Regions from separate parts of the Homo sapiens genome. Here region 1 is linked to region 2. Evidence: chromatin loops called from intact Hi-C (ENCODE). Cell type or tissue: heart right ventricle. All regions are shown on one strand. Each heading gives the region's core, and the rest is flanking DNA. Links, peaks and the distances in the headings are about the cores only.

Region 1 (2,934 bases), core at 319-2,818, 50 kb after region 2:
ATTGTTGGACATTTGGGTTGGTTCCAAGTCTTTGCTATTGTGAATAGTGCCACAATAACCATACGTGTGCACGTGTCTTTATAGCAGCATGATTTATAATCCTTTGGGTATATAGCCAGTAATGGGATGGCTGGGTCAAATGGTATTTCTAGTTCAAGATCCCTGAGGAATCGTCACACCGACTTCCACAATGGTTGAACTAGTTTACAGTCCCACCAATAGTGTAAAAGTGTTCCTTTTTCTCCACATCCTCTCCAGCACCTGTTGTTTCCTGGAGTGCTCTTTCTCAACCTGCATGGATGGGATGTTTTCTAATTCATAGTAATTATTTAAGTGTACCTTACTAAGTGTACATATTTTCATTAAATGTTTTAACCATAACAATTCATACAGTGAATCATATTTTATTTGAAGACAATAGTTTGTGATTAGTAAATAATATCACAGAAGTCTTAAAGTGGTTAGCACATTATACAGGACACTTTCTCATTCTTTCAACCCCCCTGTGGTTTTAAACTCTAGTTCAAATTTGTTTGATATTGTAATTTGTATTTCACAGACATAGAGCAAGATATTCTTGGTAGTATTAATTACATTTTTTTCTAAGCTTCCTTCCCTGTTTATTCATCCACATAAACTTTAGAATTATTTTTCTGGATTACAGAAATGGTACAAAAAATAGGAAGAATGAATAAGACCTACTATTTCATAGCATAATAGGGTGACTATAGTTAATAATAACTTAATCGTACATTTTAAAATAACTTCGAGTAAAATTGGATTGTTTGTAACTCAAAGGATAAGTGCTTAAGGGGATGGATACCTCATTCTACCTGATGTGCTTATTTCACATTGCATGCCTGTATCAAAACATCTCATATATCCATAAATATATACACCTACTATGTACCCACAAAATTTTTTAAATAAAATAAAATAAAATGATACCAGGGAAATTTTTAAGTAAACTTTTTACATCAGAGATTAGGCTTATCTCTTACAGTTTATATAAACTTGATTATACACTATGTAGTATTTTATGTCTTATTTATTTTGCTCACTATTATGCTGTGATATTTCTCATAATGTCTTAGGTAACAGTAGCCTGTTCATTGTCATTGTTGCAGAGCACTCCTTTGTATGATTACATTCTATTTATTTATTCATTCTACTGTTGAAGGACATATGGATTGTTTATACTTTGGGGCTATTATAAATGAAGCTATTTTCAATGTGTGTACATATCTGTAACTGTGTTATCCTGGGAGTTTAATTATTAAATCATAGGATATTTTCATATTAAAAATTTTGATAGTTTCAGTTTTCCAAAGAGGTTGATCAATTTTTACACTCCCATCAAAGAATGTATGAGAGTTTCCACTGCTTCATATCTTCACCAATACTTGGTATTATCAGTACTGTACTTTTTATGCATTGTGGGGGTTTTGTAGGAGTGTTACACTGTGATTTTAATTGTCATTTCCCTGATTTAATGAGTTGATCACTTTTAATTTGTGTTTATGAATCTATAAAATACATATCATTTGCTATTTTCTTAGAAATGTATTTTTTTATAGGAAACAATTTAATTTATAAATCATTATACATTATACTCTCTGAAATGTGATAAAAGAATGTATAGATATTAAAGACATCAATTCAAAATTTAAGTGTACACCAAGAAAATGAACATGAAAACTTATTTTTGGTCTACTACATAGGTATTACCATTCCACATTGAGGAAAGTAAAATTTCTCATCCATAATTCGAACATCTAGAAAAACCACATACTGGTTTCAATATCTAACTTTTTGAAACATTTCTGCTCAACTGAATATTATTTGGGTGGAAAACAGTGATAATTTATCATTTATTTAAATCTTCTGTAACTCTTCAGTTTGCTTATTTTTTGAGTAGTAGAAGATTTTGACCTGGATCTATTTCCACAGCTTCCCAATGTGCTTAATATCTTCTCTTGTCAATGATCATGTCAGAATTTTAAAGGGGATATACAGCAAACTCGGCTCTACTCGTTGCCAAGGAAATGATAACACCGTAAGAGTGTAATCTCTTTTCAACAGGAGTTGGAAGAAACCTATGATGCCTGGGTGTAGAATGTCAATCTGGTAGGTGGAACTAAGTGAGAGGAAAAAGCAAATGTGCAGAACTGAATCCTTAACTTCGTTACTCCTCTTGTAAATGGACAATAAATACTGAAAGAGACCAAATCCAGACTAAGGCATTTTTGTCATGTAGACAGAGAAAGACTGTTTTTCTTGTTATTAAAGAATATGCATACACCAAATGACAAGTGTTTATTCTTTATTTGTGTTGATATATGATGTGGTTTGTCTGTGTCCCACCCAAATCTCAAAATGTAGCTCCCATAATTCCCACATGTTGTGGGAGGGACCCAGTGGGAGGTAATTAAATCATGAGGGTGGGTCTTTTCCATGCTGTTCTCATGATAATGAATAAGCCTCACAAGATCTGATGGTTTTGTAAAGGGCAGTTCCTCTGTACACACTTTCTCATCCTCTCTTGTCTGCTACACATAAGACATGCCTTTCACCTTTTGCCTTCCACCGTGATTGTGAGACCTCCCCAGCGATGTGGAACTGTGAGTCCATTAAACCTCTTTTTTTAAAATAAATTACCCATTTTCGGGTATGTCTTTATTGGCAGCATGAAAATGGACTAATACAGTAAATTAGTACCAGTACAGTGGGGCACTGCTGTAAAGATACCTGAAAATGTGGAAGCAACTTAGGAACTGTGTAACAGGCAGAGGCTGGAACAGTTTGGAGTTCTCAGAAGATGTGAAAATATGAGAAAGTTTGGAACTTCCTAGAGACTTGTGGGGCTCAGAAGACAGGAAAACATAGGAAAGTTTAGAACTTCCTAGAGACTTGTTGAATAGCTTTGGCCAAAAT
Region 2 (2,934 bases), core at 163-2,662:
ATACAGTTGTGATTTTGAAACCTTGGCTTCTAAGTTACTGTGAGACTTGGAGAATTGTTATTGCATTTAACTACCCCCAGGTTCCTATTCTTTAGACACATTCAGCTCTGTGATAAACTCAGCCCCACAAAAGTGGAAGGAAGAGGAGGTTTGTGAGTGGTAGGAGGATGGAGGGTGGACAGGGAGAGACTGGGAAGACTCACACTTCTGGAACGTGGACACTCACTTTGCCTACACTTACATCAGAAAGACTGGAGCTCAGGTTTCTTTTCTCTGTTAAGCCTTAAGTTTTTTCTTGAGTGGAACCTTTGTTTACAACCTGCCGGACTTCCTTTAGGCATTGTACACAGTATGTCCACAATGCATTTATATTAAATGCATCAGCATTGCTAGAACAGTCTGGACAGTATGATCCTAATACAGCTTGCCTACTGATTTGAATACGTTTTTAAACCAGTGGCAGGCAGACTGTAGAATGAGGCTGGTGAAAAACAGGGAACTGAACAAGAAAAATAGATTGCAGCAGCAGGGAGCTCAAGTAAGGACATGGGCAATCATTCTTTCTGGTAAGCAAGTTTGGTGATTTTGTTGAAATGATCTTAAGTGTGGTGGTGTTGAGTGCTGAGAATTCAGATATTTTAATAGCTGAGATTTATTTCATTTATAGGTTTCAGTTTAATGCCTAATTAAAATATATATTATGGTTTAATAAGACCAAGACTCTTCTGATGTTGAGAATACTGTGAGTAAAACATGATAAATGGCAGAGACTAACACTGAGCTTCTTTGCTCCTAGCAATGAAAGATGTTCACCATATAATACGCATGAGGTCACAATTCTAATACTCTCTATTTGCCCTTCCTTTTACATGAGATAGGATCATCCTGAAAGCTGCAATCCCTGATGTTTATCTTCCTTATGACTGCAATCATGTATTTTATGCAAGGTTTTATCCTGGACAACAGTGAATAAAAAATGTATCTACTTTTATCACATTAATTAAAGCTACAAATATATATTGCTCACATACTGTGTATAACCTTCTTTGGCAAAGGCTGAGGAGAATAAAAACATTTAAGGACTGACTTTACCTTTTTAGGAATTAAGAGTATCACTTGAAAAAAAAAAAAAACAACAACCAGCACTACAAGGTCAACAATCCTGGCAGATAAGGGATAGAAACACTGAGTGCTGTAAGAGGTCAAAGGAGGGTGAGCTCATCTGGCTGGATATTCAAGGAAGACTTCCTGGAAGGAGTGGGGTTTGAGCTAGGCCTTAAAAAATGAGCATATGGGAGGTAAAGAGAAGACAAGAAGGTTTTCCAGGCAAAGAGAATAGAGAGTGTTCTTGTATACATTCTTTGGAGAAACTTATTAAACTAAATCTAAACTGGATTTACAAGAAAAACCTCCTCCTTTTCCTACCTCTTAGCCCCTAAAAGGAAGAACAAGGAAAGTATTGATTCAGATGTCAAAAAGTTTAGGGGTATCTCTAGCTTCAGATATGGTTGGAGGCAAATGCCCAAATGCCACTGTGATTCTCTGTCTTCATTCTCAGAAGGCTGTCCTCTAGAGTGGGGCCTTGAAGGTCCAGATTCATGTCCTGCCAACTCAGCAACCCTACAGAATTCAGGCACTTACATCTTGGGATTGAGTCTCATTTGCCTGACTTGGGACAAGCCTGGCCCTGAGCCAGTCACTGCAGCCAAGATGACAAAATACTCTTATTGCATAACCTAAGTCATAACCCCCTGGAATTTGGTTAGGCTGGGGATGGGGGATTAGTGCTACCTTAATCTAATATGTGATGAGCTAGGTGGGGATAATTCTATTAGAAAGATCTGAGAGATACTCCTAGAAGGAGAAATGGATGCTAGGAGAAATCAAGACGGAATAAATACATATTCAGAAACGGGTGAGAGGTCAAAGTTTACACAGACCTAGATGTCTGTAAATACAAGCACACATAATAATTATTAAAATAATTTTGTATTTTCAGATATTTGGTTTACTTTCTGTCTGTTTTTAAAATTATTAAACAATCCAGGATTTGAAAACACTAAGTCTACAAACCAAATTTAATGCCCATTCTCTGCCCCCATCCCTGATCATTATCTTATACCACTCCTACTTAAAAAAAAATGTAAATTGAGAAATGGAGCAAAGCATGAGATGTTCTCTGTTGCTCAGGATAGAGTATTAAGAAATCTTTTCCGGGGAATTCCCCATGTTTCAGATAGAATAGAAGTTAAGTGGCTGATTCACGCATTCATTAACAATAGAGAGAATGTTCTGAAACACCAATCCATTCTAACCCCATCAGATCCTCCCTAATGCCTATTCTTACAAAATGCCTTGAAATTTCAAGGGTGTTTCCTGGCATTTGTTTTCATTAAATGCTAATGCACCCATGTCACTCTACTTTGTTTATGCACTATGGATGTTGGCATACTTTGTTTTAAAAAGCATTAAAGCAGCACTGAATACTCAACTCAGGTGACATCAATTTTTTCTTTTTGTTGTTGATTTCAAAGTCTACTGTTTTTAGAGTTTCATATTTCAAGCAAATTAATCTATGAAAATTATCAACAGATTGAAACTGTTGTTGAGAATGTGTTTTCATAATGCATATTTTTGATCTCTCAAAAACCTTCCAAGTCCCTAATTAATCGGGAGATGTGTGGATCAGCAGACTTCATTGCATCTTGACACCAATTATGCAGAGAATGCTTTCCCTAAGGTAGATTTTTTTATCCCTTTTGGAAACTAACTAGCTTGATCACTTATTTCTGACTCAGACCCTTCTTTATATTTACATTTACATTCCATACATCTAATCTTTGGCCTCAAAATCATTTTAATCTCCTAATTTTATTTCTCCAATACTCATTCTCCAGTAGGTCTTAATCCTTTTATGAATAGCAATTTCCTCTA

What was found. Peaks named below come from ENCODE experiments on the same cell type or tissue, not always from the same donor. Only the 100,000 strongest peaks of a DNase experiment are listed, where the experiment ranks them.
Region 1: a loop joins it to region 2, with 2.1 times the contacts of the local background. A loop is called at or near these places in 5 of 110 quality-filtered maps.

What each region holds. Positions count from the first base shown.
Region 1 is chr4:74,593,696-74,596,629 of GRCh38, forward strand. No RefSeq gene overlaps it. Among named protein-coding and RNA genes, the nearest start is that of AREG, 150 kb to the left of the region's middle. In heart right ventricle, for the core only: no CTCF peak of the experiment used is centred there; no DNase peak of the experiment used is centred there.
Region 2 is chr4:74,543,978-74,546,911 of GRCh38, forward strand. No RefSeq gene overlaps it. Among named protein-coding and RNA genes, the nearest start is that of AREG, 100 kb to the left of the region's middle. In heart right ventricle, for the core only: no CTCF peak of the experiment used is centred there; a DNase peak (open chromatin) is centred at 1,684.